2 separate regions of the Homo sapiens genome follow, and region 2 is linked to region 1. A link is an interaction called in ENCODE POLR2A ChIA-PET data of the cell type or tissue named here. Cell type or tissue: CD4-positive, alpha-beta T cell. All regions are shown on one strand. Each heading gives the region's core, and the rest is flanking DNA. Links, peaks and the distances in the headings are about the cores only.

The links. ChIA-PET counts read pairs that join two places held together with the same protein. Peaks named below come from ENCODE experiments on the same cell type or tissue, not always from the same donor. Only the 100,000 strongest peaks of a DNase experiment are listed, where the experiment ranks them.
Region 2: POLR2A ChIA-PET joins it to region 1 with 5 read pairs; 22 of 35 experiments call an interaction of 5 or more read pairs at or near these places.

Annotation. Positions count from the first base shown.
Region 1 is chr12:92,154,613-92,162,907 of GRCh38, forward strand. The region is part of intron 2 of BTG1-DT (BTG1 divergent transcript); the gene reads left to right. Among named protein-coding and RNA genes, the nearest start is that of BTG1-DT, 13 kb to the left of the region's middle. In CD4-positive, alpha-beta T cell, for the core only: no CTCF peak of the experiment used is centred there; no DNase peak of the experiment used is centred there; H3K27ac peaks cover 1,401 bases.
Region 2 is chr12:92,218,209-92,226,503 of GRCh38, forward strand. No RefSeq gene overlaps it. Among named protein-coding and RNA genes, the nearest start is that of BTG1-DT, 76 kb to the left of the region's middle. In CD4-positive, alpha-beta T cell, for the core only: no CTCF peak of the experiment used is centred there; no DNase peak of the experiment used is centred there.

The DNA.
Region 1 (8,295 bases), core at 2,851-6,850:
ACTTAAATTCCTGAAAAGACTATGTTCTAGCCATGGAAGAAAAGTTTTCTAAAGAAAAAAAATAGTTATGACTGGCATATCAAAGAGCATGTATTTTTCTTTTGAGACCAAGTCTTACCCTGTTGCCCACGCTGGAGTGCAGTGGCATGATCTCAGCTCACTGCAACCTCCACCTCCCAATTTCAAGTGATTCTCGTGCCTCAGCCTCCTGAGTAGCTGGGACTACAGGCGTGAGCTACCATGTCCGGCTAATTTTTGTATTCTTAGTAGAGATGGAGTTTCACCCTGTTGGCCAGGCTGGTCTCTAACTCCTGACCTCAAGTGATCCACCTGCCTCAGCCTCCCAAAGTGCTGGGATTACAGGCATGAGCCACCGCACCGGCCAAATTACATGTATTTTCTGATGAGGATGAGGATGAGGATAAAGTGATAGCCTCCCCACTATTTTGTGTTCTCTCATCCATTTACTTAATAAATACTTATTTTCCCTAAGTGAAGCAGAAGCAGTCTTCAGCTAGATAATATAGTGGGCCTTCTGAATCCTCAAGTTCTGCACTCATGAATTCAACCAACCATAGATTGAAAATATTTGGAAAAATCTCTGGCACAGTGGCTCACAGCTGTAATTCCCGCACTTTGGGAGGCTGAGGTGGGAGGATCACTTGAGCTCAGGAGTTCAAGACCACCCTGGGCAACATGGCGATACCCCATCTCTACAAAAAATACAAACATTAGGCATGGTAGTTTCAGATACTTGGGAGGCTGAGGTAGGAGGATGGCTTGAGACTGGGAAGCAAAGGTTACAGTGAACAAAGATCACGCCACTGCACTCTAGCCTGGGCAACAGAGGGAGACCCTGTCTCAAAAACAAAGAAAAGAAAAGGAAAATATTCTGAAAAAACAAAACAAAAAAAAATAATACAACAATAAAAATAATACAAAATTTTAAAATACAGTATAAAAACTCTTTACATAGCATTTACATTTTATTAAGTATTGTAAGCAATCTAGAGATGATTTAAATTACAGTCATGAGCTGCATAATGACATTTCAGTTAATTAGAGGCCACTTGTAAGAAGATTCTTCCCCTAAAATTATAATACCGTAATTTTACAGTTCGTCTTATAAATATCATTATGTTTAGATACACAAATACCATTGTGTTACAATTGTCTGCAATATTCAGTACCTTAACATGATGCATAGGTTTGTAGCCTAGGAGCAATAGGCCATATACCATATGCCTTAGGTGTGTAGCAGACTCTACCATCTAACTTTGTGTAAACACACTCTATGATGTCTGCACATGATGAAATCGCCTACTGACGCATTTCTTAGAACTTTAAGCAATGCATGACTGTATACAAGAGGATGTGCATAGGTTGTATGCACATACTATGCCATTTTATATTAAGGACTGGGGCATCTTTGAATTTTGGTATCCTTGGAGGTCAGGGACCCAATTCTCTGAGGATACCCAGGGAGAGCTGTATTCACAATCTGATGTGGTTGAATGTTGTTGGGTCGAAGAAAACAATTCCCCAAAATATGACACTTTGCCATACTGACTGCTTTGGAAATTGAAAGTCCTGAAAAATTAGCCTCAGAACCACGGTCTCTCTGTGACCTTTCTCCTTTCTCCCTGCCTCTCATATCCTCTTTCCCAAAGCACCAAGAGAGACTCTGGAATGTCCTTATCTGACTAAGAGAGCTTAAGTGCAGTTGTCTTAATACTCCCTTCCAAGAAATCTGGTCAAATAACCAGGAAAGAGCAACCACCAGAGAAGAGCAGAGACTGGAGTTACTATGCTAAGACAGATTTTTCATCTATTCTTCTGAGTGCAGCTCCAAGAAATTACCTGGGGGACTCTATCTGTGAAATATGACAATGGTTGTTCTTGCCCAGCTCCACTCCTCACCTTCCCATAATGTCTGCCTTCAGCCTCCCTAATCTATCCATTCTCCCTAATGACTTAATACCTATCACAACAATTATATACATTCCCCATCTCCCCTTGAAAAAGGGTATATAAGTGTCTGAATCTGTGATATTCTGAAATATACATGTGGTTTCCCTCCTGCTTCCTGGCATACAACCCCTAAAATCCTTGGAATCTCCAAAGTTCTTTCTTTTTGTATGCTAAAGTAGACTGATAGCTTCAGAGTAAGACTGGTCACCTGAAAGCCAAAAGCATGATTAGAGGGTTGGGACTTTCAGCCCTACCTTCCAACTTCCACCAAGAGGAAAGGGGCTGAAGGTCCACTTGCTCACCAGTGGCCAATGGGTTAATCAATCATGCTTATGTAATGAGGCCGCCATAGAAACCCAAAAGGACAGGGTTCAAAGAGCTTCCAGATAGCTGAACATACGGAGTTTCCTGGAGGGTGGTGGGCCCAACGAGGAAATGGAAATTCCATGCGGGTATACCTCACCCGCCTAGAGAGGAGGTCTTCGGAATCCCAACTTGAAGCCAGTAGACCAGAAGTTCCAGAGGCCTGCTTCTTGATGAATAGATAATGAAGAGAAAAAAAAAAAGGAAGAAAGAAAAAGAAGTTCCAGAGGCCTGCTTCTTGATGCATAGATAATGAAGAGAAAAAAAAAAAAGGAAGAAAGAAAAAGAAGTTCCAGAGGCCTGAGCTTGCTACTGGTGTTTGGGGTGGTGGGCAGTTTTGGGGTCTGAGCCCTCAACATGTGGGATCTGACATGATCTCCAGGTAGATAGTACTGGAATTGAATTGGAGGACACCCTTTTGTGTTCACTGCAGAAGTGATTGGTTGGTTGGTGGTGGAGAGAAATTCCCACATATTTTGGGGTCACAGAAGTCTTCTGTGTTGATTGTTATTGTGTTGGCTTAAGAGCAGAGAAAAAACATGGTTTCAGAATTTTTTCTGAAACAGTACCACACTGGGTATTAGGGCAATTACTCTGTGATTTCCTCCCCATGCATATTAATAAGTTTGCATACCTAGTCTCCTGTTCTACCTGTTGCCAAATTTTCAGTGAACCTTCAGAGGGCAAAGTGAAAGTTTTCCCTTTGGCCCTAAAATATGAAAGCAAAGCATCCTTTTATTAGCATTAAAGCATGCGTTAAAAACATTCCATATTTGCATGGTTTTTATTTAAACCTTTCATCAAGCAAAATGTAGAAAATATTATCTTCTGAAAGCCAATTTGAATTTTAACTGTAATGCTGATCATCAAACTCAAAGAATGGTTGCCATGTGTTTTTTTGTTGTCGTTTGTTTTTAATGTCTGACCCTACTGCTTATTTCACAAGTAGATTTAAAAAATGAAACAGTAGTAAAAGATAAACCATTAGAGTACTCAAGGAATGGTTCTTTTCTTGGTTTTCTCCCTTGTAGAAACAAAGCTGTCTGTACACTATTTAGATGATGGGAGATTGTAATAGTTAAGAGAACTTCTATCTTTATACTCAAAAAGTTCTATCCTTAGTCCCTTTGAACAGATGATGTTCTTGCCTTTTTTTAAGGAGCTTTATTGAGATATATTTTACATATTATAAAATCCTCCCATTTCAAGTGTGCAATTCAAGGATTTTTAATTTACTGAGTTATGCACCATTACTATAATCAGTTTCAGAACATTTTCATAACCTCTGATACAATTTCACCTTGCCCCCTGCCCCCACCGCCGCCCACCTCCACACCCACCTCGCCCCCAGGAAACTGCTAGTCTATTTTCTGTCTCTATAGATTTGCTTTTTCTGGTAATTTCATATAAATAAAGTCATATAATAAGTGGTCTCTTGTGTCTGACCTATTTTGCTTAGCACAATGTTTTTGAGATTCATCCATGTTTATCATGTATCAATAATTCACTATTTATTTACTTATCTATTTTGCAGTTGTATCTTCCTAGAATTTTCTCCTGAGAAAAATTATCTATCAGGAAAGCTTAATTTTATAGTTGCATGGCAGGCTGACCTCGACAGACTTTTGAAGAGTATTTCCACTTCTTTCCATGGCCTTTCCCTTTCAAACATTCTTCTCTCTTATCTAATGCCTTCAAGATGTCATTTCTTTATGGCTTAACCTAGGCAGTCCCCTCCTAGCCCCTTACCTGATGCAGAATTAATCGTGCTCACTTGTGGTGCCTAGCATATTTCAAACACCCACACCCCAACATCCAACTGCACAAGGAATAAGTTAACTGAATGAGAGGGAAAGTTTCTTCCTCAAGACACTCACTTCCTAGTATCCTCAGGAGAGGGAGAGACACACATTTCAGGTTGGAAAGAGAGTAATGAGCGGACTGTGGTTACATCGTCCAAGGACAAATATTCGCCAGATAATTTAGCCAAGAGGATTTAACTAAACAGTTAAGCTCTTAACGGAAGCTTTATTTAGGCTAATTCTAACAAACACGATCAGCAGACAAGTTCTTTTTAAAGAAAGTTCTCTTTCATCTGACTAAAAAGAAGGAACACATTTAAACCAAAACAGGAACTACTCTGGCAATATATGTGTGCAAAAATAAGCACCCTATGGGGCTCTTTTTAAATTAGCCAGAGTGCACAGAGAAATCTTTGAAAAGAAAACTCTGGGGGAAAAACATTTTTCTTGATTTCATAAACACTCATTGTTTAATCATCTGAAGAAAAGGCAAACTTATGATTAAATTCCCCCTCCTCCTAAACTGATGAACTCTTAGTTCACCTCCTCTCCCCAGCCTGATGTACTTAAGGAGGCAGGAGAAGTAACTTGAAAACCAGCCTACCAGAGAAGCAAGAAGTGGCCTAGGAGGTCCTAGCCTCAAACTGGATGCACACACATAAGGCTGCGCCTTGCAGGTCTGGCACAGAAAATAGTGTTGTCAAGTTGCAGCCATAGTATATTAATATGCTATTTACATTTCATAAGCAGTGGATAACTGGCTTCAGTTTATTTTGCTAACTTAAAAAAAACCATTAACTTCTAGGACATCACACCTAACCCTTTCCTCTCCCCCATGAGCAAGACAGTCATAGAATTTCAATCAGGACCCTTAGAACCTCTGAGACCAGCTGTAGCTTCCATCCTTACCAATTGTTCAGATATGGCCAAAGAAGTGCTATTTATATGCTTTTCTGGACTTAATCTGATGAGAAGAATGAGTCTTAAACAGAATCAAGATACAATTATGTGGCTTATGTGGCCGGGTGCAGTGGCTCACCCCTGTAATCCCAGCACTTTGGGAGGCTGAGGCAGGAGGATTGCTTGAGCCCAGGAATTTGAGACCAGCCTGGACAACATAGTGAGATCTTATCTCTAAAAACAAAAACAAAAACAAAAACAAAAAACTTGAGGTGACTAAATATGAAGCAAATACTTTTTTGATCCTCCTACCTCAGCCCCCTCAAGTAGCTGGGACTACAGGCATATGCCATCATGCCCAGCTAATTTTTGTATTTTTAATAGAAATGGGGTTTCACCATGTTACCCAGGCTATGAAGCAAATACTTTACAGATTTAAAAATAAACAAAAAGGCTAATAAGCTGTGTAAATAAGATAGGAAGAAATTTTACAAGAAATGTGGGTTTGGAGAGCATTGCTATAAATAAACAATAAATTTATTTTTGAGCTTCCTGATATCAATTAAGAAAAAAGAAATGCAATAAAGCATATGGCCTTCTCTTAAAAAAAAAAAAAAGAAAAAAGAAACTATCAAAAGAAAAACACATATTAGCATTACACTCGAGTTAGTGGATCACTTCATAATTAGATCTTGATAGAAGGAACAACTTCACATAATTTTGTAAGACATTCATGCTTCAGGTTGCTCAGTTTTTTTTTTTTTTGTTGTTGTTGTTGTTTTTGAGATGGAGTCTCGCTCTGTCACCCAGGCTGGAGTGCAGTGGTGCAATCTCGGCTCACTGCAACCTCTGCCTCCCAGGTTCAATTCTCCTCTCTCAGCCTCCCAAGTAGCTGGGAGTACAGGCGCACACTACCATGCCCGGCTAATTTTTGTATTTTTAGTAGAGACAGGGTTTCACTATGTTGGTCAGGCTGGTCTCAAACTCCTGACCATAGGTGATCTACCTGCCTCGGCCTCCCAAAGTGCTGGGATTACAGGCGTGAGCCACCGTGCCGGCCCAGGTCACTCACTCTTAATTTGACTCTCCCAATAACTACTGAGTACAAGTTTACTGCAAAATGTCTGATGTGTAAGTGTTCTAGTTGTTAATAAATACATTCCATGAATTTGACTGTCTGCTATGTATCAGGTACTGGCTAAGCACTGGAGCTACATCCGCTTACAGAAAAAATCTGTCCTACACTTTATGGAATCTAGTAGAAAGACAAAACTAAGCAAATAGCATAAACAAGTACATATTTGCTATTCTGAAAACTGCTATGGGAGAAAAATAGAGCAGCTATGAAAGTGTAACCTAGATAGGGACAGGGCAGAGGGACCTCACAGAAGTCTTTCCTAAAACAGTGATTTTTACTGAAGGATGAGTTGGAATTAACCTGGATGGAGGGTGGCAGAATAAGAGCTGCTGTTGAGACTAAGAAAACAAGTGTTCAAAGGGGACAGAGGTATGTTCAGAGCAGAAGTTTTTGATCTCTTAGTGAAGAGAATAAAACGAGAGACACCAAAGATAAGGCTGGAAAACTATGTGAGATCAGAATCTGAGGCACCTTGTGATTGTATTTAAGATATTCATCATATCTAAAGAATGAGGAAGAAGTTATCCAAGAGTTCTAAACCAAGGAATGACATGATCAAATTTGCCTGTTAAAAGTTACACTCACTCGGCAGGGCGTGGTGGCTCATGCCTGTAATCCCAGCACTTTGGGAGGCTGAGGCAGACTGATCACTTGAGGTCAGGAGTTTAAGACCAGCCTGGCCAACATGGTGAAACCCTGTCTCTAGTAAAAACAAAAAATTAGTGCATGCCTGTAATCCCAGCTACTCAGGAGGCTGAGGCAGGAGAATCGCTTCAACCCGGGAGGCAGAGGTTGCAGTGAGCCGAGATTGTGCCACTGCCCTCCATCCTGGGTGACAGTGCAAGACTCTGTCTCAAAAACAAACAAACAAACAAAAACACTCATTAAGCACCAGGGGCAATGGGGACAAAGCATTCTAATGTTATGAAAATTTGAAGGTGAAGATCTGTCCCTTATTTGCTTTTCAGGAGAGATATGAGAAGATCTATAAGTAAGACTGGATCCCTTAAGAATGCAAGGCTGCATCCCTTTAGATCTGCTCAAATATTCAATAACACTGTACTTGAAGCCCCAGAAATCTAGATCAGTAATGGTCAAAACTTGTTCTATAAAGGGCCAGGCAGTACATACTTTTTGACTTTGTGGACCAGAGGAGCTTTGTCACAACTATTCAATTCTGAAAATTTTTTTACATTTAAATTTTGTCAATGTTTATATATCTAGAGGGTACAAATACAGATTTCTTACATATAGATATTGCATAATGGTGAAGTCTAGGCTTCTAGTGTGCCCATCACCTGAGTAGTGAACATTGTACCCAATAGGTAATTTTTCAGCCTTCCTACCTTTTGGAGTCTCCAATGTCTATTATTCCACTCTCTATGTCCATGTGTACCCATTGTTCAGCTCCTACTGATAAATGAGAACATGTGGTATTTAACTTCCTATTTCTGAGCAATTTCACTGAGGATAATGACCTCCAATTTCACCCACATTGCTGCAAAAGACATGATTTCATTCTTTTTATGGGTGAGTCATATTCCATATTGTATATATGCCACATTTTCTTTATTCGTTCACTGATGGACATGTAGGTTGATTCCATATCTTTGCTGTTGTGAATAGTGCTACAATAAACATATGAGTGAAGGTATCTTTTTGATGTAATACTTTCTTTCCTTTTGGCTGCATATTTAGCAGTAGGATTACCAAACCAAATGTTTTACTTTTAGTTATTTGAGAAATCTCCATGCTGTTTTCCATAAAGGTTACACAAATTTACATTCCCACTAACAGTGTATAAGCATTCCCTTTCCGCCATGTCCTTGCCAACATCTGTTGTTTTTTGACTTTTCAATAATAGCCATTCTGACTGGTGAAAGATGATACCTCATTGAGGTTTTAATTTGCATTTCTCTGATTAGTGATATTGAGCTTTTTTTAAATATGTTTGTTGGCCACTTGTTTGTCTTCTTTTGCAAACTGTCTGTTCATGTCTTTTTATTTTTATTTTATTTTATTTTAAGTTCCAGGATACATGTGCAGGATATGCAGGTTTGTTACATAGGTAAACGTGTGCTATGGTGGTTTCCTGCACAGATCATCCTATCACCTAGGTGT
Region 2 (8,295 bases), core at 2,916-6,915, 64 kb after region 1:
ACCATCTATGTACCAGGAAATAGACCCTCACCAGATACCTAATCTGTGGGTATCTTGACCTTGGACTTGCCAGTCTCCAGAGCTGGGAGAAATAAATTTTTGTTGCTTATAAGCTACCAAGTCTATGGTTTTCTGTTATAGCAGCTCCAGCAGACTAACACAGGGAGGTTGCAGGTTTTTAGATAGAGCCCAGCTTGTGGCATGGGACTGCCTGTGTCCAGTATGGTATAGAACAATAGTGCTATATTGATAAAGGGAGGCAACTCAATACATAAGCTTGAAAAAGTTTTTCTCCTTCCTGGTGGCTTAAGTAGTTGTTCACAGACTTTACATATTCCCATGTGACCTGACGAAGCAATATAGGAAGTGCTGAGAGCATGGTAGATTAGCTAAGTCCTGAGGTTGGAACAATGAAGCTGTACAATGCAGCGAGTTTGCTTCTTGATGTTGCAAGTCCAATATTTGAATACAAGTTCTGGTAAGTTACAGGCCAGAAAAAACCAGCCATATCTCAGGTGATTATAATCTAGAAATAAGAACAGATGAGCAACTTCATGGCAGAAACCAGTGAAGACCTTCTGATAGTCTGCAGATCAGAGGTCCCTCACAAAGTTACTACCAAATTGTGAGCTGTCACTCTCTCATACAAAGATGGCATCTTGAGGATGAGCAAGGAGAAGGAAAGCAAAACCTAGAAAGCTGAGCAATTATCTGAAATATTGTGAGTCATTCAAAAGAGATTATTCAAATGGAAACATTGAGACACCATTATTTGGTAAATTTAAAATCTGTCACCTCATCTCTCACTGGAGTTAGGGTTCATGATGGAGATACGAAATCTGATCACAGCTATAGAAAAGCAAAAAGTTTCTCTTTCTTTTTCTTTGTCCAATTCACTCTCTATGTATGGTGAATGGATGACCCATTCCACCTGTGAGGGTTTTTATTATTTATTTATTTATTTATTTATTTTGACAGGGTCTCACTTGGTCCTCCAGGATAGAGTGCAGTGGGGTCATCTTGGCTCACTGCAGCCTCAACCTCCTGGGCTCAAGTGATAGATATGCCCACCTTAGCCTTCCCAGTAGCTGTGACCACAGGCATGTACCACCACACCCAGCTAATTTTTTTGTATTTTTCTGTAGAGACAGGGTTTCACCGTGTTGCCCACGCTGGCCTTGAACTCCTGGGTTCAAACGATCTGCCCACCTCAGTATCTCAAAGTATTGGGATTACATATGTGAGCCACTGTGCCTGGCCCCACCACTGAGTTTTTATTCAAATGTTACCCTTTCTCTCTCTCTCTTTCTGTCTCTCTCTCTCTCTTTTTAAAGAGTTGGGGCATGCACCACCATGCCTGGCTAAGTCTTTACTTATTATTAATTGAGACAGGGGTCTTGCTATGCTGCTCAGGCTGGTCTCAAACTCCTGGTCTCAAATGATCCTGCCACCTCAGCCTCCCAAAGTGTTGAGATTACTGGTGCTGGCTCCTATGCTGTTTTATAGGTCAGGTTGTCCCAGCTCCAGTTTTGTAAAAATGCTTTTTGTATTTTGGCCTTGATGGTAAAAATATAGACTAATTCACGAAATAGTTTTTGAGTGACTACTCAGTGCTGAGTAGTCTTTCACTGGGGAGACAAAGGATGAATAAGCACAGCCTTTTACTCACATTTATAAGAGACAAGTTGGGGAGCAGGACAAATTAATAATTAAAGCAGAGTGCAAAAAATGCTGTAATAGCCGGGCGCGGTGGCGCACGCCTGTAATCCCAGCACTTTGGGAGGCCGAGACGGGTGGATCACGACGTCAGGAGATCGAGACCATCCTGGCTAACATGGTGAAACCCCGTCTCTACTAAAAATACAAAAAATTAGCCGGGCGTGGTGGCGGGCGCCTGTAGTCCCAGCTACTCGGGAGGCTGAGGCAGGAGGATGGCATGAACCCGGGAGGCAGAGCTTGCAGTGAGCTGAGATTGTGCCACTGCACTCCAGTCTGGGTGACAGAGCAAGACTCCGTCAAAAAAAAAAAAAAAAAAAAAAAAAAAAAAGCTGTAATAGAGATATGTATGAAGCTGTAAAGCATTAGCAGGTGGGATAAATGGTCCCAGCACTTTGGAACCCTATCTTTACAGAAAGTTAAAAATAAATCATTAGGGTAGGTAGTACTAAGTAGAGAGGAAAGGGAAGAACGTGATCTACTCAAGAATTGAGGAATCAAGAAAGGATTGTTGAGAGAGAAGGCAGAGGCTGTTATTTAATGGGAGAATAGTTGAATACAGATCAGAAGGAGGTAGGTGATGATAGGTGTATCATCAGTGGGAGGGATGGTCCAGGACCATCATGAGAAGACGTGGAAACCAAAGGACCGTGTGCTCAGGGAATCAAAATTGTTTGTTTGGGCTGGGACATTGTATTCAAAGTGAGGGGTGGTAGAAAAGGAAACTGGGAAGGTAAAGAGAGGTCAGCATGTTCTTAGGAAGGGTGGTGAGTAGCATTCTGATGGGTATGTGCTCTACGCTGCTGATCCTAATAAAGGATTTTAATGGAGTCAGTGCCATGATCTTTGATTTTAATAGCCCTAGGAGCAGTATCAACAGGGATTGTTGAGTTGAGAGAGACCAGTTATGCCAGATGCTAAGTCTAGGCTTGACATAATTTTCAGCATTTTCAGTGCTAAAGATCACCTTTCATTTCAGTCCTGACAGCCTGGGGAATGCCATAAATCAGACTCATCTACTCAGGACCTAAAATATCACACACTTCTTTATTTTTTTATTTTTTGTAGAAAGGAAGTCTTGCCATGTTGTCCAGATTGGTCCCAAACTCCTGGGCTCAAGCGATCAGCCACCTCGGCCTCCCAAAGTATTGGGATTACAGGCATGAGCCACTGCCCGCAGCCAGGTTTTTGGTATGTATTAACTAAAAATACAGATTTCATTAGACATAAGAAAAGAGAATTGGGTAAATTATTTTATGAGAAAAGTTGAAATAAAAGAATAAAACATGCATGAAGAACTTTTTGCCAAACTATACCTTATTGCTAGTAACTCAATGAAGACAGTGTCTCAGGCTATCAGCAATTATAATTTTAGTTTTATAGAACATCAAAATCATATAACAGCCTCAGAACGTGGATTAATACATGGTTCAACATTAAATCCTGTCTTCAATGATGACACTTACATGCCATCAGATGATATTAAACTATAAACTTTGAGAACTCCTTTCTCATTTTTCTCTAAAGTTATTTATCTAGCTAAAGGGAACCACTATTTCCATTGTTAAAGAAAGAAAATAAATGAGATTTCCTCTAATAAAAAAGTCCATTCTTATTCTAAATCCTAGCCAAGGAGCCCCACGAATAATGCCAAAAGACAGCTTGCCGTTTCATCTTTCACCTGCATGCTAAGTTTTCATAGATTTAACTGTAACCATTAACTGTTTCCTATCACCAGCTTTTTATCAGAAAAATCCATAGTTAGAAACATTGGAAAATCATTTCAAGGAGTGGTTCTATGGGCAAGCAAGAAGTAAGTTTTTCTATTTTGAAATAGCTAAAATGTCTTTGTAGAAAATTACACAGAAATAATCATATATCATACAGCACACTAAGAGATGTAGTTATGTGCCAAGACGTGGAATTATGAAATCAGAGCTTGAAGAGAATAAAAACGGCCAAGACAACTGCGGTAAACAGCAACAGTGCATTTTACTTTTATATTTCCCACAATGCCTCCATAATGGAGTTTCCTGACAATAGAGCAAGGTTACCCTACAGGGACAAGGTAAGAAAGAAAGAATTCCCAAGGACCAATTAGAAGGCCAGAGTATGCCATGGGTAGGTCTCCTTGAACAAGGGATTAAACAGAATGGAAGTGCAAATACATATTCAAATCCAACACGACAGATGGTGAAACATTTGTGGGCAACATACAATGTGCACCCCTCTTCTAGAGATGCTGCCCAAGGTTGAATGAGAAGTTTTCTGGAGGCTGGTTAGCAAAGAATTTAGATTTAGATTCAAATTATACTCATGCACAAATCTGCTTGTTATTTCTTGTGAGACTTGAGAAAATGTGACCTGCACGTTCATTCAATTGTCAAATCTTTTTTGGGCACCCCTTCTGTGCCAGGCTTTGGACTAAGTGCTCGAAATTTAGTGATAAACAAAGGAACAGGTCCCTGATCTCAGGAAATTCACAGTAGAGATATTAATTATTATTAATTAATTATTCTGGTAAGTGATAAAGGAAAGATTCATGTGCTATGAGAATTTGTAAAAGGGGACATCCACTAGCCTGGGGTACAGCACAGCTCTGTCCCTCAATTCCTTTATTGAAAATATGGAAAACAGAACAGGCAGGGTGGCTCATGTCTGTAATCCCAGCACTTTGGGAGGCTGAGGCGGGCAGATTGCTTGAGTCCAGGAGTTTGAGACCAGCCTGGCCAACATGGTGAAAACCCATCTTGACAAAAATACAACAACAACAAAAAAATTAGCTGGGCATGGTGGCATATGCCTGTAGTACCAGCTACTTGGGGGGCTGAAGTGGGAGGATCACTTTAGCCTGGGAGGCGGAGGTTGCAGTGAGCCAAGATCACACCATTGCACTCCAGCCTGGACAACAGAGCAAGACCCTGTCTCAAACAAAACAAAACAAAACAAAACAAACAAAACAGAGGAAGTGATATTTCTTGTTTCACATCATTGTTGTAGGGATAAAATTAATGAATATATGAGAATATGTTATATAAAAGTTAAAAACGACATATGTTTTAAAATGTTGTCACGATGATTTCTAGGATATGCTAATATCCCTGATAATTTGCTATAAATCAGTCTTTACTGCATACACCAGTAATCTGTACAGACTTCAGTTACTTAGTTACGTTCTAGATACTAAATCCTCAGTAGGTGGCTGGTAATGGCTGACAGGCTTTCCAGCCAGATGGGAGATCCTACATAGAAATGAGTTGGGATAAAAAAGCAAAAATAACATTTTCTTCACCATACCTGTAGTCATGATGCCTAAAAAAAACCCCAACCTGCATTTTATAAGCTTCAGTATTTTCATATCATCTCACTATATTTCATGTCATCCAATAGCATGCTTATATCATCCAACAATATTTTTAGCTTTTTAACAAGATAGTTTTGCTATCTGATTTGACCTTTTTATTTGACGTATATATATTTTTAAGAAACAACTGTCAGGTGAAATATTTTGATTATACATTTTGAATCCATGATTTAAGTATGTCTGACAGTCATAAATGTCCCAGAAGGCAATGAGATTCATGTCCCAAATTTTATAGCTTTATGTTTAAATTCTGCAGCCAAACTAAGTATTTCTTTTTTTCCTGAAGATAATTAAATATTATTATAGTGGCTGTTTCTGCCTGAAACAATTTCTTTGACTTGACATTTATTACTATATTTTCAGCCAGGGAAACACAGTGTTCAACTTTCCAAAGTCCAGATTTCCACACATGTACTATATTATTTTCATCTCAAAATAAAGGAAACTACTTGTACCTTGAAAAAGAAGAGGCTCAGTCAGGCACAGTGGCTCATGTCTGTAATCCCAGCACTTTGGGAGGCCAAGGCAGGAGGATTGCTTGAGCCCAGAAGTTTGAGATCAGCCTCGGCAACAAAACAAGACCCTATCTCTACAAATAATAAAAATAAAAAATTAGTTGGGCACAGTGGCACAAACCTATGATCCTAGCTACTCGAGAGGCCGAGGTGGGAGGATCATTTGAACCCAGGGGGTTGAGACTGTAAGGAGCCATGGTTGTGCCACTGTACTCCCGCCTGTGTGACAGGGCGAGACCCTGTGTCAAAAGAAAAATAAAGCAGAGGCTCAGCTTTTCAAATTGTAGGATCCTTTTTTTTTTTCCACTACCATAAGGCGTTCTGATTAAATCTACCTTAGTTACAGGGTCTGGTTTATGGATGGAGACAATAGGTAGCATAGTAGCTGAAAAAGAGAGAGAGAGAGACAAAGTTTATATTAACATTTAGTGGTTTTATTGCAACAATCTTCCACTGAGTTTATAAAACAAAGCTCTTTGCCTAAGCTCTTTTACGTAACTATCTATAGTTATAGTTTTATCAAAGACTTCTTTCTTGGGTTTGTATTGGGGTTTTTTGTTTATTTTGTTTGCCTGTTTATATATCTCTATATATATATTTTTAATTATACTTTAAGTTCTAGGGTACATGTGCACAACGTGCAGGTTTGTTACATATGTATACATGTGCCATGTTGGTGTGCTGCACCCATTAACTCATCATTTACATTAGGTATATCTCCTAATTGCCTGTTGTTTTTAATGCATATACCTAATCCCACATTTCTTGATGTCATTTTGCAAAGGAAAAGTTTGAATTTTCTGAGACTTTCTTTTTGAGAGAACACAGTAGCAACATTTAATCTCATCTTTGGATCCCAATCCAGCCACTGGTATGCTTTGATACCAAGTAGGAAAAGGAAGTGCTTAAAAATGTAAAAGGCTCTCCCTCCCTTTGTTTATTTACTCCTTTTCTCTATTTTTATTCTGGCATGCTCTGTCTCAGTGACTCAGGGGAAGGATGATGTCAAGCTGTTGTCAAGCCAATTGCATGGAAAGAGAAGAATTAACGTGTTCTCCCTTCAAAATGATGGATTCCATGGCTCCACATTCATCATCTGGCTCATGATTACCAACTCTTTGCAGTCCATTGCAGGGTGACCTCGTTAGCACTATCTGTGCACTTTCTGTGATAGCGGGCTGCCTGGAGGCCCTGCATGTGTGGTTCGGGTTAATGAGGGTCTGAGTCATCAAGTTAGAAACTCACCTTTCCAGCCATCAGATCCAGAAATGCTAGAAAAAGGCACAGGGCTCATAATCAGACATGCCATGTTGACGAAAGAGTAATGTCTCATCCTGGTGAGATCGTCCACAGGACCTGTGCTGAATAATTGTCAGGCAGCCATGAGACCACAGTAAGCTCCCATACTATCTAGAGGTCAATTTATCATCCAAGATGGCCTGCTTTGCAGATTGCTGCATGCATACCCTCTGCAGCACCAGGTAGCAGGCAGCAGGAGAGGTAGCCCCACAATAACACAGCATGTGTCCCTAGAGCATCTTCTTATTGAAATGGGAGATTTAAAACCTTTTAAAGAAAACTAATGGTCCTGTTTGCTGTCTAAGGATAAAGACGAGTACATTTTAATGGTGAAATAAAGAAACTTCAAATAAATTTTTCACTTGAAGCTGGCCTTCTGAGTCCCTCTCTCAAACCTGCCCCCATCTCACAGTTTCCCACTCCCCTGCTGCTCAGGATACTTCAGTGGGAAAGTTTAAACAAAACACACTAAGACAGTGTTTTCCAAACAGTGGGTCATGACCCATTAGTGGACTGTGAAAATAAATTTAGTAGATCACAACCAACATTAAAAAATAAAAAAAAGAAATAGGAGCTGGGTGCAGTGGTGTGTGCCTGTAGTCTCAGGTACTTGGGAGGCTGAGTGGGGAGGATTGCTTGAGTCTAGAAGTTCGAGGCTGCAATGATCTATGATGGTGCTTGTGAATAGCCACGGAGTCTAGCCTGGGCAACATAGCAAGACCCTGTATCTAAAAAAAAAATAAAAATAAGAAAAGAAATAAAATAGAACATCTGGATTGCAATGAAATGCATTCTTTATTGGATATAGTGATAAAAACTCTTTCAAAGCTGTTGCCCTAAGTGATAAATTTTGGTAACTTCTTCCTATATAAAATAATTATTTAAAAAATCCTGAAAATGAATAAAACAAATGTTTTATGATGATTGATACTAGCCATATCTGGTGATTAACAGGAGTAATAAGGAATAACATGCTCACTCCAACGCTCATAAGCCTTATCACCTAGATATTTTTTCTTGAAGCAATCTCCACATTCTCCATAGTGGAGACTATAACTGATTCAGGGTATGGTGGAGCATGTGTGTGTGTGTGTGTGTGTGTGTGTGTGTGTGTATGTTTGCATGTGAGTATGTAATCTGGCTCCTGTGGAAAGAAAACACATTGCTGGAAGATGAAATCACTGGACATAATTCTTTATTTCAAGCCTTTTCAGTTACACAGCTTCTTTTAAAAGTTTGACATGCAAAATTGTTAAATATCAAAATGCAAATCATGTAATTTCTCTTCCAGATGTCCTGCTTAGCTGCATATTTTTTCAGCCTGTGTATGTAACCCCAATGCTCAGTAACATAGCTTTCTGTTCAAATCATCTGTTTCTATGACCTTTGCCTTTATTGATT